Linked DNA regions of Homo sapiens: region 2 is linked to region 1. Evidence: read pairs that join two places in POLR2A ChIA-PET (ENCODE). Cell type or tissue: MCF 10A. All regions are shown on one strand.

What was found. Peaks named below come from ENCODE experiments on the same cell type or tissue, not always from the same donor. Only the 100,000 strongest peaks of a DNase experiment are listed, where the experiment ranks them.
Region 2: POLR2A ChIA-PET joins it to region 1 with 10 read pairs; 3 of 35 experiments call an interaction of 5 or more read pairs at or near these places.

Annotation. Positions count from the first base shown.
Region 1 is chr11:6,386,717-6,394,716 of GRCh38, reverse strand. It overlaps SMPD1 (sphingomyelin phosphodiesterase 1), which reads right to left and starts at 4,243. Exons shown (of 6, transcript NM_000543.5): 1 at 3,801-4,243; 2 at 2,561-3,333; 3 at 1,330-1,501; 4 at 1,024-1,100; 5 at 676-821; 6 at 1-519. The coding sequence starts at 4,118. The coding sequence ends at 110. LOC124902624 (a long non-coding RNA gene) reads left to right here and starts at 4,361. Exons shown (of 2, transcript XR_007062573.1): 1 at 4,361-4,610. RefSeq lists a silencer at 4,027-4,526. In MCF 10A, no CTCF peak of the experiment used is centred here; DNase peaks (open chromatin) are centred at 4,386 and 4,646.
Region 2 is chr11:6,315,718-6,323,717 of GRCh38, reverse strand. CAVIN3 (caveolae associated protein 3) reads left to right here and starts at 3,217. Exons shown (of 2, transcript NM_145040.3): 1 at 3,217-3,625; 2 at 4,154-4,772. The coding sequence starts at 3,242. The coding sequence ends at 4,555. LOC101927825 (a long non-coding RNA gene) reads right to left here and starts at 4,577. Exons shown (of 7, transcript XR_930998.4): 1 at 4,021-4,577; 2 at 26-133. RefSeq lists enhancers at 2,451-2,540, 2,571-2,630, 2,641-3,000, 3,211-3,260, 3,804-4,541. In MCF 10A, a CTCF peak has its summit at 7,680; DNase peaks (open chromatin) are centred at 2,667, 3,167, 3,807, 7,717 and 1 weaker place.

The DNA.
Region 1 (8,000 bases):
GGGACTGGTTCTTTCACCGGATGATCTTGCCTGGTTGAACCACAGCAGCATTTGGGCTTTTTCACCCTTTCCTACATCAAGAACTTTCCCAAATGTGGGCCCTGGGGCCCTAGCAAAACAGTGGCCTTGGCCACAGGCTCTGGGCCTCTGGGAGGCTCCCATCTGGCATCAGGTGGCGGCACAGAGCAGGGCTGTCAGCACGGGCAGAGAGCTGGGCACAAAGAGTAGCCAGACGGCAGGGCGTGCCACAGGGCTCCGAGGGTGGGTGGCCCTTATGGTAGAGAAACCAGAAGGTCTGGAAAAGTTGCATGTCGCCCCGCATGCGATATACCAGGTTGTGCCAGGCGGTAGGCAGTGTGTTGGGCAGCCCATAGGTTTCTCGAGCCCTGTAGAGAAGCTGCCAGTGCGGTATGGCTCCCGGTATGTTTGCCTGGGTCAGATTCAGGATGTAGGTCTCATGGTCCAGGACCACGTGAGAGCTCCCGGAGTAGTTTCCATCTATTTGGTACACACGGTAACCTGCAAGGATGTGGGGCTGACTGGAGGGGCAAGGAGCAAGGGTAACTCCAGGGAGGGGCCACACATCCTGCCCATGCTTTGCAGGCTCTGGCTCCAACCTCCTTCCCCTATCCCACCAACTCCAGGATAAGGGAGGCTCCCTTCTGCCTCACTCACCAGGATTAAGGCCGATGTAGGTAGTTGCACTGGGTGCCAGGAAGGCTACAGCCAGCGGCCGGCTCAGAGTCTCTTCATCATAGAAGACCTCAAATTCATCCACATGAGTGTGGCCAAAGAACTGAGCAGCCAGGGTGTTCTCATACCTGGCCAGAAGGTACTACATTCAGAAGATTCTAGGGAGGGGTAGGAAGACATCTGGGGAGATAGGATGCCCTCTTTCTCCAACCTGTTCTAGTGAGGAGCCTCCCCACTCCATGGGACAACAGGGATGGTGAGATGCTCAAGGGAATTTTCAGCCTTCAGACACTCACCCTGTCCCTATTCCCACCCTCATCTCCGTCCTACCTGGCTACAATTCGGTAATAATTCCAGCTCCAGCTCTTCAGACAGTGCCCTGGGGGAATGTGGCCAATTATATGCACCTAGTAGGGAGAATTAAGGATGGTAATCAGGGCATCCAGGGGTCCAGGCAGCCCTGGCTAGAGAAAGGGGGACTGAATGAAGGCTTTCAACAGTGACCATGAGCTGAATCCCCAGGGAACACTTGTTGGGAATGCCAGGAAAATAAAACTTCTGTGCCCAGAGGTGCTCCAGCTCAACAGGAGCCTGCTTGTCCCCCAGCACCACCGTGTTCCCACTACTGGCCCTCACTTTGTCTCCTCGATCCTCAGCAGCCTGAAGCTCCCCCACCAGCCACTGGAGCTGTCCTGCGGGATCCGTGGAGTTGATCAAGAGCCAGAAGTTCTCACGGGAACAAAAATTCATATTGAGAGAGATGAGGCGGAGACCGGGGTATGGGGAAAGAGCATAGAACCCCCCAATTCTGAAACAAAGTAAACATGAGAGGTCAACACTTGTTCCAATCCTGGTCCTCCTGTGCTGGGCATTTGGGTGGAGGGTAAAAGCATACATGACATCTTCCCCACCTGCAAGGAGCTCACAGTCTAGCCAGAGACCAAACAGTTCTAATTATTGGGTCTGTGTGACACAAAAGACTCTGAGGGCAGAGGGCTCCAGGAGTATGGGGGAGGGATAAGAGTTAGCTAGAATGGGAAGCAAGGACCACACAGAGGGAAGATGACATGGGATGGATAAGGTGGGAAAAACTGGAGCACTTAAAAAAAAGGGGGAAATCATTTCCAGAGGGCCAACATGAGCAAAGACACAGCTGGGGCATAGAGAGGTTATGCTGCCAGACCTTTGAAGGAGGGTGGCTGGAGATAAGAGTAGAAAGGGAGGGCTGGAAAGCTGGGTGCAGTGGTTCATGCCTGTAATCCCAGCACTTTGGGAGGCCGAGGTGGGCAGATCATGAGGTCAGGAGATCAAGACCATCTTGGCCAACATGGTGAAACCCCATCTCTACTAAAAATACAAAAATTAGCTGGGTGTGGTGGCGTGCACCTGTAGTCCCAGGTACTTGGGAGGCTGAGGCAGAATTGCTTGAACCCAGGAGGTGGAGGCTGTAGTGAGCTGAGATGGTGCCACTGCACTCCAGCCTGGGCAACAGAGCAAGATTCCATCTCAAAAAAAAAAAAAAAAAAAAAAAAAAAAAGGGAGGGCCAGGAGCAGTAGCTGATGCCTGTGGTCCCAGCATTTTGGGAGGCCGAGGCGGGAGGATTGCTTGAGGTTAGGTGTTTGAGACCAGCCTGGGCAACATAGCAAGATCTTGTCTCTACAAAAACTAAACTAAAAAAAAAAAAAAAAAAAAAGCCTGGTGCGGCAAAACAGTAGAAAGGGAAGGAGGAGTCAGATTAGGGGAGCCAAATGAAGAGCACTAAGGACTCATGCTAGAGCAATCAGAGACAATGCCCCAGGTTCCCTTCTCCCTTCACTTTCATTCACCTTTCTTTTCCCTTCCTGGGTTTCCACGGACGATAAGTACCTGAGGGTGCGCAGGGCTTCGGCAGGCAGCCAGGGCTCCCAAGCCTTGGCCATCGCTTCATAGAGCCAGCGGGAGGAGTGGTTGCCCTCAATGAAGGGGGGAGGGAAGCTATTGACAGGTGTGCTTTCATGGTTACCCACAGCAGGGTACACTGGCACTGGCCCCAGGAACTTCCTCACAAGTGCTGTGACGGTGGTCAGGGCCCGCAGTTGGTCCTGACGAGTCTGGTGCCAGACATCATGTGCGGGGATGTCTCCTGTCCAGTACACCATATCAAAAGGGCCGGCTGGGCCCAGCCCACTCAACAGGCTCTCCAGGGTCCTCAGGGGCAGGTCACACTTGCTGTATTCGCCCCAGTATCCGGCACCTGGCCGGGATGCGGGCGGCAGGCCAGAACCCCGGCGGCAGCACAGTGGGTCTGCACAGTCAGGGTCCGTGCCCTCCAGGTAGTCATGATCCCAGTGCAGGTCAGTGAGGAAGAGGATGCGGCTGACAGGGGCACCTGGGGCTGGGGGGCTAGGGGGTTTGGGGGGCGGCTTCGGCACAGTAGGCAAAGAGATGTTCCAAGATGAGAAAATGTCCCAGTGCCCACAGGTGGAGCCCAGGAGCAGGCCACAGGCCTCAGATGGGCTCAGCACTGAGCGTCTCCACACCTCCACCATGTCATCCTCAAAGAGGTGGACAATGGATTGGCACACGGCAGGTGGTGCTATCTTCAGCAGATTGCACAGCTTGATGGCCACGGAGCCCACGCGAGCCACATTGGGTTCCTTCTGCAGTGGGAGGAGCGCATGGTGAGAAATCAGAGGCAGAGCAGAGGAACCAGGCCAACCCCTGGCCACCACCCCTTGGGCCTCCATTTCCAAACTGGGGCTGGGCAGGACTCAGTGCACCAAGCTCAGTGCACACCTTTGCCTTCCAGATATTGCCCTGTAACTCAGGCAGCACCAGGCCATCGCTTCTTCTTTAGCTCAGCGGCCTGTGGCATGAGGCCTTTGCTTGGCAAGCTGACTTCCTCAGGCACTGTCTGCATTATTTTCTTACTTCACAAAGGTCACAATGGGGTGATGGTGGCATGTAGCCATGGGTGTCCCCAAAGGGGAGCAAACTCAGTGATGGATTGTAGATGCCACCCTCTCCATCAGGGATGCATTCTGAGCCCAGCGCACCAGCATCAGCCCCAGCCCCCAGCCCCAGCACTCCTTTCGGCCTCCTCCACTGCAGCCCCTTCAGTGCTCACCTTCAGCCCGAGGTTGATGGCGGTGAATAGACCTTTGCAGATTGGGCAGGTGAGGTTCCCCCACCCAAAGACATCTCGGAGCCGGGGCACTATGCGATGTAACCTGGCAGGATGGCCTTGGGGAGAAAGAGGGTGAGCCTCTGCCGGAGCCCAGAGAACCCGAGAGTCAGACAGAGCCAGCGCCAGCGCCAGCGCCAGCGCCAGCGCCAGCACCAGGCCCATCCAAAGGAGTCCGGGGGCTCCGGCGGTCCCGTCTTGTCCCTGCTCCCGGCCGGACCTGGGGCAGCTCTGGCGGAGTGACGCTCCGTAGCGGGGCATTGTCGCGCTTCCTACACGGGGCTGGTTCGTCTGTCCCGTCCCCCCCGGCCTGGACCCTAGCCAGCCCTCAGGGCCCCGGGCGGCGCCGGGGACACCCGATTACCCTTCTCTGTAGTCGGCTGACTGCTCCGCGGCCGGCCGCAAAGCAGCTCCGCCCCTTCCTCTTCCTCTGATCTCTGACAGCTGATCTCTCGGTGGCGGGCGGCTGTCAACGCTGCGGAGGCGGAGGGGGCGGGGCGCTCCCGGGACCGCCCCGATTCCGCCCCCTCTCCCTGCCCCCGCCCTGCCCCGGGCGCACGGGCTGCGGGGGTGGGGACTCTCCCTGAGGTCACCAGGGGCTCCGCCTTGAGGTCACAGCCGCGGGAGGCCGTGCTCGTGCTTTGGAGCTCCATGTGATGTGGTCGGTGGAAGACGTCTCCTTTGTCAGAATCCGCGCTCAGATTCCCGGAATAGCTGCCAGACCGACCCCAGCGTTTAGCCCGGGAAGGGGAGGTAGGAGAGAGCAGGGCGGGCAGGATCCTCCCACTGGGTGTGTTGCCTCTGACAGGAAGGCGCCTTCCCTCGATTCCCCATGCTCTGCCACTGGCACCAGCCCTCTTGAGTCACCCTGAGAATCACTCACCTGTGATTCAGATGAGGAAACAAACCTTAGAGATGGTGAAGAGACTAGGAAGCCGTAAAGACCATATAGCCGTGGGGGCCAATAACATGGGCGGGAACCCAATTGGGTCTCCCACCTCCGTGTATCCACGACAGTAAAAGCGAGCATTTATGGAGTTGTTTATGATGTGCCAAGCACCAACCCAGGCACTTTATAATTAATAATCTTCAATTCTCACAACAACCCTAAGAAGTACCTATTATATTGGGGCTCAGAAATCCATACCCAAAATATGGTGGTTTGACTTACTAAGTTAAGCCTTAAGGTGTGTCTGGCCTTCCTACTCCCGCGCCCTCTCTCCCAAAGCCGTTACCTAGCGTCCAGACCCATCAAAAGGAACAACGGTTTTTTTCTTCCCCTCCCTACAAAACCAAGAATATAATCACACCTGAACAGACCCCTTCACATGATAATGTGCTAGTTAATCTGTTCCCTGATCCATTCCTTCTCCCTCAGCAGAATTCCTCTTCCCCTCACTCCCACAACCCCCTTTGCCTGAATGACACCTAAGCTTCTGAACTCGTCTGGGAAGTGGGTAGTCACTCTGTGGTTCCCCGTGGACACATTAATACAATTTCTATGCCTTTTCTTCAATTAATCTGTTTTTTGTGGGTTGATTTTTCAGCAGAATTTCAGAGGGCGAAGGGAAAGTTTCCCTTGGTCCCTGCAAATACTATTATTACCCTCCTTTACAGATAGGATGAGGCACAAAGAAGTTAAGTGGCAGAATAGCAATTAAACCCTAAGCTGTTTGACGAGTGCTTCTGAGGAATCCTCAGAGCTATCAAGTCCTGTCAGTTCTTTCCTTTGATAATTTTTTACAAGTGTTTTTTCCCCCCAGTTCTGGGGACATCATCTCAGATAGAGTACTCACAGTAATAATTAGCATGCATTTTTAAGATTATGTACTATGAAAAACAAAACAAAACAAAACCTTTTTATCTAAGGAAGATGAGCCCCTTTAAATTATCAGGCCCAGACAGGCATTTAAAATGTAGCAACAGTCACTCTCACTCTTCTTTGAGCTAAGTAATTATCTCTTGAAACCACTTGCTATGCCAAGTAGCCATTAAATGCCATACACCTTATAGTTCAACAATGTATAGCCAAGCGCTAAACAATGTATAACCAGTGTTATTTCTGTAAACAATGAGAATTCCTGATGAACAACTTTTGTATTCATTTCCTCTCCTAATTCATCTTTTTTTCTTTGAAAATATGAGCCTCTCTTTTGTTGTCCAGAGTGCTCCCCCAAGACAACTTGCAAGTGTGTCCTGGGTCGCAGTCCTCAACCTTGGCCCTTGGCCCGAATAACCCTCTGTAGGTACTTTTCTGAGGACTCTGCCTTACGTTAATCCTCACAACAAATTTGGAAGTCGGTATTATAATTATCCCCATTTTACGGAGAAGGAAAGTAGGATTAAGTAAGTGGCTCAAGATCCCACAGCTAGCTAGTAAGTGCTGGAACTGGAATTTGGATGTGTCAAGCAAAACATGTCTGAGACAGGTCTCAATCAATTTAGAGGTTTATTTTGCCAAGGTTAAGGACATGGCTGGAAGAAATAAACACGGAATCGCAGAAACAGTCTGTGGTCTGTGGCTTTCTCCAAAGATGATTTTGAGGGCTTCAATATTTAAAGGGGAAAAGTGAGCTGGAGGGAAAGAAGAAGGGTATGGTAATCCACATGTCGCAAGAGAAAAGGAGCAGGTAGGGAGATACTCAATTATGTGTTCGTCTGGCACTTTACATAAGATAAAGTAAATATGCCTGTGGAGATATTTAACCTTTTGTGTTTTTTTTGTTTTTTTTTTTTTGAGACAGAGTTTTCGCTGTTGTTGACCAGGCTGGAGTGCAATGGCGCAATCTCGGCTCACCACAACCTCTGCCTCCCGGGTTCAAGTGATTCTCCTGCCTCAGCCTACTGAGTAGCTGGGATTACAGGCATGTGCCACCACACCCGGCTAATTTTGTAAATATTTAACCTTTTGTCTGTAGCTATCTGCTTAGGAACAAAAGGAAAGGCAGCTTCTTGCATGACTCAGTTTTCAGTTTATTTTTTTTCCTTTTGGCATAGTCAACTGGAGTCCTGAGTTTTTATTTTCCTTTCACAAATGCAACATTCTGGCTCTATTCTTTGCTGTGTGGGGACCCATTCAGAACACCAGAGTTGGTATAACAATTATTTTAAGCCGAAGACATTTCAGATTCAATAGATGCAGAAATAAACCTTCTGGGAGCTTTCTTCATCTGATTAAAACTTCTGGGAAATGTCAACCTAAAGGGAAAAATCTAAGGCAAACTTGATATAAGTAGAGAGTTTATTTGGGCCAAGTTTGAAGACTGTGAAGCGAAGATTCAAGTTGCCCTGAGTATATGCTCCCAATTAGCAGAAGTCACAAGTGGGTTTTTAAAGGAGAAGAAGAGGCAGTTCCTAATGAGGACTAAGCTCTGATTTTTTCTTATCTTGCTCAAATTCCTATCGAAAGGGTCTGGGGAGTCATGCCCTACAAACCATAAATTCTTATCAGTTGGGTTTTATTTAACACTATATATTGTGACTGCCTTTTCAGTCATACTCTGGCATAAAATTACGTGATAAAGAAGAAAGTCAAAATATTTTACCCCAAAACATGTTTCTTTGCCATATATATATATATATATATATATATATATATATATATATATATGTTTTTTGGTTTGGGGTGGGGGGCGGGACAGAGTTTCACTCTTATTGCCCGGGCTGGAGTGCAATGGGGTGATCTTGGCTTACTGCAACCTCCCCCACCCAGATTCAAGGGATTCTCCTGCCTCAGCCTCCCGAGTAGCTGGGATTACAGGCACCCACCACCACCATGCCCAGCTAATTTTTGTATTGTTAATAAAGATGGGGTTTTGCCATGCTGGCCAGGCTGGTCTCGAACTTCTGACCTCAGGTGATCCGCCTGCCTTGGCCTCCCAAAGTACTGGGATTACAGGAGTAAGCCACCGCACCCGGCCACTTTGCCATATTTTGAAATGGCCCTGCAAAGTCGTACCTTATGGGGGAAAATTTACATCTGTAAAGAATCTCTAATAACACAGATCTTTTTCTTCTGGGCCCTCCAATCCTGAAGAGATTAACTGAGAGTCTAGCACCTTTTAAAGGTCTGAATAGGAAACATTTGTCGACTGTTGTCTCTAAGGGCAGCCACTAAGAGACTTCAAAGAACCTTGGTCTCCA
Region 2 (8,000 bases), 71 kb after region 1:
AGCTGTGTCAATAGAAAAGGGCTACCTGGGGGCCAGGTATGTTCAACATGGAGGCTCCATCTTCCCTTTTCTTTGTCACCACAGTTACAGTAAAGAAACAGGCAACATGGCACTGGCCAGGTAGAGAACCCATCTGCAAAATAAAAGATTAGGGTGGGGGTGGCCATCTTTTTGTGCCTATACAAATGGCATACCTAGCCCTAACCAGTTTTTTGAGCTGTATGCAAATGACACACCTGGTCCAACCAATCTTTTGTGCCCTATGTAAATGACACACTGCCTCCTTAAGGTCATCTATAAAATCCCTTGCATTCCACGGTGGAACCAGCAACCCATTTCTCTGGGACCCCTCTCTGCTGCAGAGAGCTCTTCTTTTTCTTTTGCCTATTCAACTTCTGCTCTGAACCTCTTTGTGTGTCCATGTCCTAGTTTTCCATAGCTGTGACACAACCAATCTCGGGTATTTACTCCAGACAACAATGCCACTTCATTACCAGGTTTTAAAAAAATATCTGTCTATGCTGGGCGCGGTGGCTCACGCCTGTAATCCCAGCACTTTGGGAGGCCAAGGTGGGCGGATCATGGGGTCAGGAGTTCAAGACCAGCCTGACCAACATGGTGAAATCCTGCCTCTACTAAAATTACAAAAATTAGCTGGGCGTGGTCACGCGTGCCTGTAATCCCAGCTACTCAGGAGGCTGAGGCAGGGGAATTGCTTGAACCTGGGAGGCGGAGGTTGCAGTGAGCCAAGATCGCGCGTTTGCACTCCAGCCTGGGTGACAGAGCGAGACTTGGTCTCAGGAAAAAAAAAAAAAATCTATCCAAATCTATCCAAGTATCTATGCAAGTACTTCTTACTTCCAAATGCACTGAATTTCCTTAGCCCCACTCATCAAAGCTGGTGATTCTTTCATAGGCTTCCTGTAATATTAATATCCATTCCCAGTAGTACCCAGATTTTTGTACAGATATCCACTTTTCCTCCCATACCACCCTAATACTCCTGGGGAAGCTGAATCTACTCTACTTCAGAATTGATCTAACTTGTCAAAAGCCAATTATTAGATTTCTTGTCAGTGATTGTTTAGGGAACATAGGCCTAAACCCATCAATGCATGTCATTTTTGTAGCCATAGAATTTGGATTTGGAAAAGCCATGTAACCCAGTGGAAGGCAAGTGTAAAAATTCTGGGAGGCTTCTGGGAAATAAATGTCCTAAATTTTAAGATGGTCCCCTTTTTTTTTTAAGATCTTGTGCAGAGTTGTGAGGCCTGGAATGAAGCTGACACCTGTGCGTATGTGGGCACATACACATGGGTAGGGGGTGTGTGGGGGACATGGGGGAGTGTGAGAGGTGCGGGATGGGGCTCATAGTTGAGCAGTGGAGAGAACTGTAGAAAACCAGATTTGGAGCTGTGAATGACTCACACTTAATCACCACTCTACCAATCCTCTTTTTCAATTATGTTTGAATTGAGTTTCCTGTTACTAAGTACTGTTTGAATTGAGTTTTTGTTCCCTCAGTCTGAAAGCATTTTAACTGGTACATCCCTGATGGATCTCTCTGGGTAAATGTAGTTTCACTGGAAGAGATGGTGATTCCCACCAGATTCCCAAGAGAGCTTATTTTCTCTTGTATTAAGCAGCAGGGGTCAGGCTTATGGCCTTGTATTTGTAGAAATCAGCCATCAGCTTAGCATCACCAGATTTCTGGCATTAGCTGCCCACGTCTGTGGCACTTCAGGCCCATGTAACTATTTCCAGAGTGACACAAGTTTCTTCCACAGTTGTCAACAAGTGGCCCTCACAGGTTCAGTGAGAAGAGGAAGAGGGAGAGAGATCATCAGGATTAATGGATTACTTGCATTTGTGAGACGGTTTGCCAAGTATTGCTACAAACAAGGCACGGGATTTTCTTTTTTCTTTTCTTTTTTTTTTGAGATGGAGTCTTGCTCTGTCCTCCAGGCTGTAGTGCAGTGGAGCAATCTTGGTTTACTGCATTCTCTGCCTCCCAGGTTCAAACGATTCTTCTGCCTCAGCCCTCCCGAGTAGCTGGGATTACAGGCGTGTGTCACAACGCCCTGCTAATTTTTGTATTTTTAGTAGAGACGGGGTTTTGCCATGTTGCCCAGGCTGGTCTGGAACTCCCTGCCTCACGTGATCCTCCCCCCTCGGCCTCCCAAAGTGGTGGGATTACAAGCATGAGCCACCGCGCCCGGCTAAGGCATGGGATGTTTCGAACTGCTGACATTAGAAATTCACAATCCACATCATTAACTGGATCCTCCATGCCCACTCTCTCCCTCTCTGCAGCAGCAATTTCAAATCTTTACTCTCCGCAGTTCCACAGAACACAAGAAACAAACAAACAAGCAAAAAAAGTCAGGCAGGAGCCCAAGTAACCTCTATCAAAGCAAAGACCAGTGCCTAGTCTAACGCTTTTAAGGATTTTAAAAGAGGTGAAGGTGTCCTGCTTATCCTCCAAGCTTGGGTGCTGGGGCCGGGGCGGCTGAGATTTACCAGTGAAACCCAAAGAAAGAGAGGGCAGAAAACTAGAGAAAAGAAACCAGATAATGCTACCCAAGAGGACGAAATAAAGAAGCAGGAAACGAAGCCTGAGGCTAAACCCTGGAGATGACTATTAGGAAAACACCAGAGGATGCCCCGCCCGCCAGCCCACAATGAGCAGCCTGTCCAAGTCACAAAGCGGGGCCTCGGGCCTTGACAGTTCGCGATCTGTAAGCAGAATGTTCCAGGGCCTCCCTGTCGCCTGCATCCAGCCTGGGGGCAATCTTCACTGGTGTGGGAGGCCGAAAGTGGACGGCGACGGAGGCCCCTCTGGTTATCTCTTTGCCGTGCCAACACAGTCTCTGCGCCCACTAAGATGCATGAAATAAAAATTTCCGTGACTCGCCCTTTGCAGTGGAGAACTGAAACAGGCACACCAGGGAATTGGAGCGGAGGAGGGTAACTCAAACTCAGAGTGAGAGGGTTTGCAGGGGGCCGATTTGGGGCCAACAGGCTTCCCAGCAGGCCCCCGGCGCGGGACAGCGGAAGGCGAAACGCTTTCAAGAGACCCCGCTGCCAACATCCCCACGCCCTCGCGCCCTCCCGCCGCCCCAGAAGGCCAACTCCGCCTGCCTGAGTCACAGCTGGAGCTGGGGAGGAGCCAGGGAAAGGAGGCCCCTGACCGTAGTGCGGCCAGCAGTTGCAGGCAGACGGAGCAGAGCGGTCAGGGATCATGAGGGAGAGTGCGTTGGAGCGGGGGCCTGTGCCCGAGGCGCCGGCGGGGGGTCCCGTGCACGCCGTGACGGTGGTGACCCTGCTGGAGAAGCTGGCCTCCATGCTGGAGACTCTGCGGGAGCGGCAGGGAGGCCTGGCTCGAAGGCAGGGAGGCCTGGCAGGGTCCGTGCGCCGCATCCAGAGCGGCCTGGGCGCTCTGAGTCGCAGCCACGACACCACCAGCAACACCTTGGCGCAGCTGCTGGCCAAGGCGGAGCGCGTGAGCTCGCACGCCAACGCCGCCCAAGAGCGCGCGGTGCGCCGCGCAGCCCAGGTGCAGCGGCTGGAGGCCAACCACGGGCTGCTGGTGGCGCGCGGGAAGCTCCACGTTCTGCTCTTCAAGGTCAGTGACCTCAAACGGTCCCCAATCCGAGGCCTTTGCCGGCCTGTGGGCCACCAGCTGGGGGCTCCCCGCTTCCATCCACCTACCACACCCACATTCCTGACCCCTCCCGCCGTCTGTTGCTGTGGAACAGACTCACAGAGCCGCACCCACTTCCCAAGACCCAGCCCCATCCCTCCCTCTCACGCCTGAGCCCCGCCTGGCCAATCCAAGCCCGCCCAGCTCTAGCTCAGGCCACGTCCGCAGAATTTGGTCTGAGTCCCAGCCAATCCCTAAAATAACGGTGGTTGAAAGGGCATTCCGTGACTGCGGGCACTATCCTCTTCTCGCCCCTCACCAGGCCTCACCTACTTTACAGCGTTTTGCAGTTCGCACGCAGCTTTCCCTCCCCTTACCTTCCCACGCCTGCCTTTCCCCCCAGACTCTGGCTGCGGAGGTAAAAGGTTTCCCTTGTGTAATTAAGGAGTGAGTTTCGGGCTGCTGGGGGTAAGGAGCTGCCAGGATCAGTGCTGTGTCCGTCACATGCAGGAGGAGGGTGAAGTCCCAGCCAGCGCTTTCCAGAAGGCACCAGAGCCCTTGGGCCCGGCGGACCAGTCCGAGCTGGGCCCAGAGCAGCTGGAGGCCGAAGTTGGAGAGAGCTCGGACGAGGAGCCGGTGGAGTCCAGGGCCCAGCGGCTGCGGCGCACCGGATTGCAGAAGGTACAGAGCCTCCGAAGGGCCCTTTCGGGCCGGAAAGGCCCTGCAGCGCCACCGCCCACCCCGGTCAAGCCGCCTCGCCTTGGGCCTGGCCGGAGCGCTGAAGCCCAGCCGGAAGCCCAGCCTGCGCTGGAGCCCACGCTGGAGCCAGAGCCTCCGCAGGACACCGAGGAAGATCCCGGGAGACCTGGGGCTGCCGAAGAAGCTCTGCTCCAAATGGAGAGTGTAGCCTGAGGGCTGGTGTTGCCTGCCTCCCCTGTGCTTGTGCCTTGTCCCAAAATAAATCCTTTCAGAATGTAGCACTCACGCCCTAATAAGGAGCGAATCCTACATCCACCAAGGCGGGCGCTCTGGCCCTCCCTTCCTTAAGCCCAGTCCTGTGTCCTCTGAAAGAGGTGCAGTCACTCACACCTGCTTGCGCTCACCATCAATAAAAGTAATTTCACCCGAACCAGACTCCGTGAGAAGGGATGGGGAAGCGGTTGGATGTGGGAAGGCAGTTACAAGGAATAAGACAAATGTTGGAACCTGGAATCGTACAATTTCTCCAGTTTCCACGGAGTCCTGGGTTCTAGCCTCCAGTGACACATAGAAATATCCTTCTGACCACTTGCTCTTTAAACACTTTCCTCATGGGAACACACAGTTGCAGTTTTTGTTGTTGTTGTTTTTGTGTGAGTGTGTGTGTGTGTTTTTTTTTTTAGCATCCAGTATAGTCCTTGCTGTAGGTGCTTACTCAGTGTCAACTAATGGTTTTCCTCTTAGTCTTTTCTTTCCTTGGCACCTCCTAAAAGTTGAGTTTTCCAGGATTCCTTTCTTGGCCCTCTTTTTACTCAGGGTACTTTTCGGTTGACATTCATGCCTAGGCCTCCCCTACCAGCTGCGTACACCCCATACCACTGTCTTGAGCCACAGTTGAAAAGTGCTTCAAAAGTAGCAAGTATCTTCTACCTTTTAAATTCCATTTCGTTCAACAGCTATTTATTGAACACCTACTATGTGGCAGGCCCTACTAGGTATGGTTCAGAATATTTCCCCCTCTTGTGTTTTCTTTACCAATGATGACAAAAAAAATCAATATACCATCATCCACAGAGAAACTTGGGAGTCCTTGTCGGCTCAAGGACTTTCTCTCATCCCCCTCCCACATGGAAACAGCTATTCTAATGATTTTACCTCTGCAATCTGTCCACTTTTCTAATACAGCCGCTGCCTTATTTCAGGCCTTTCACTTGACCGGTATTTGAACTGCCAATCTCATCACATCATTCTTGATTCAAATATTTCAGTGTCTCCCCATTATCTTCAGAATAAAGACCAAGCTCTTTATAATTATTTTCAAGGCCCTTTGTGATCTGGTCCCTGCCTATTTTTGTAGCCTCATCTCTCACCACTTCCCCTTGTGCTACCATTGAGTCACACTGAGCTCTGTGCTCTCACTGTCATCCCTGCTATCCTGCCAAACTCAGTAAAGCACACCTGTTTCAGGGCCAGGTATTTCTCTTCCTTCTCTCAAAGCACCACTTGCACACCTCTAGTGCTAACTGCACTGATTGTGAGGATTTGTGGTTACGCCCCCTCCGATCTACTAGATTGTGACTCTCTTGCAGTAGGGACAGTTTTATTAATTTCTGTATTTCCCACACCAAATACTGTGTCTGGCACACGGTAGACCTTCTTGAGGGGCTGAGGAGAGTTCCCTGCTGCAGTAAAGCAAGAATATTACAGAAGGGGCTGGGCACGGTGGCTCATGCCTGTAATCTTAGCACTTTGGGAGGCCAAGGTGGGTGGAGGACTTGACCTTGGGAGCTCAAATCCAGCCTTGGCAAAATGATGAAACCCCATTTCTACAAAAATTACAAAAATTAGCTGGATGTGGTGGCTTGTGCCTGTAGTCCCAGCTACTTGGGGGGCTGAGGTGGGAGGATCACTTGAGCTCAGGAGGCAGGGGTTGCAGTAAGCCAAGATCATGCCACCGCCCTCCAGCCTGGGTGACAGAATGAGACCATGTTTCAAAAAAAAAAAAAAAGGAAAAACAAAAAACTGGAAGTGGGAGTGGTGGTTAAGGATGAGGAGCACAGTCACCTACTCCTTCATTCAGTCACTATCATATAACAACGTTTTTAATACCTACTTTGTTCCAGGCCCTATGCTAGGTCTCATGAACACCTTGGGGAGCTCGGGATTTAGAGGGAGATACCATCACCAATTGTAATGAATGATGGTTACATGTAAGTTATTTTGAGAGCAAATGGGGAAGGGGCATGACCCAACCTGAAGGAGGAAAAGTGGGAGATATATAAGGAATTGTTCTTGGAAATGGTAAATAGTGAGATGGAAAACAGGAATGGCAAGGGGCAGTAGAGCTCAGCGGTGGGTAGTTTGGGTTCTCTGTTCCCTTATCTATAAAATGAGATAATTATAGCCCCTTACTTAGATTGTTGGAAAGATTAAGTGACATAAATCAAGTGCCCAGCACATTGCCGGAGTATAGTTTTTGCTCCATAAGCTTCAGGTATATAATTTATTTGTCCACTCATTCAACAAATAACTTACTGAACTCTTAGGGTCTTCCAGGTGCTATTTTAAAATCTGAGAATACTGCCAGGCGTGGTGGCTCACATCTGTAATCCCAGCCCTTTGGGAGGCTGAGGCGGGCAGATCGCTTGACTCCAGGAGTTTGAGACCAGCCTGGCCAACGTGGCGAAACCCCGTCTGTACTAAAAATACCCAAAAAGTTAGCCAGATGTGGTGGTGCACACTTGTAGTCCCAGCTACTTGGGAGGCTGAGGCACCAGAATTGCTTAAGTCTAGGGGGCAGAGGCTGCAGATTGCACCACTGCACTCCACCCTGGGCAACAGGGCGACAGTCTGTCTCAAAAAATAAAATAATAACAAATAAAGTAAATAAAATAAAATCTGAGGATACAGTGGCACATAAGAAAGAGAAGATCCATACCTCTATAGAGTTAAATTCCAGTAGGAAGAGACAGGTAATAAATAAGTAAACATGTAAGCCAGATAAAACAAGTAAGCACATGAACCACAAGGGCATTCTGGTTATGAGCTCTGAAGAAAAAGAAAACAGACTAAGGATACAGATAAGGTTTGTGGGGGTGTTCTTTAGATAAGGACACTGGGGAGTAATATTGGGACCAGAGTTACACGTATGAATTACTCCTTGACACTTGAGTTTGAGTGGTGTCACATTTTTATTTTCATGGATTCAATAAGAAGAGTTTAAGCCCCCACATGCCTGCCATGCTGTTGGGAAGTTGATGATTAGCAATTTTAGTTATCTTCCCGTTTTCGAGACTGTGCAGTACCAGGGGGCTCATACCATCTCTCAGCCTTTGCATGTCTCTGCTGCCCTTGCTCCTTATGACCACACGATGTCAGTGTCGGGGAGCCAGTGTCCTCGTTGGTGCCTCCTCTAATTACCCGGAGGTCAGCCTGACCGGCAATATATTGGGGACAGTTAGGGTAGAGGAGGTGTAGCGGGCAGGGGTCCTTCCATGGAAGGCGGCTCTGCAGTAGCTCCATTTGGTCTGGGGAAATTCAACCCTTCTCCTGCAGGCTCCCAACCCTGGTGCTCAGACTGTGCCCCTTTCAAGGTTTGGCCGTCTCAATGGGACTGGTATGAGCAGACTCAGTTCTCTGTCCCCAAGGAAAAATAAAT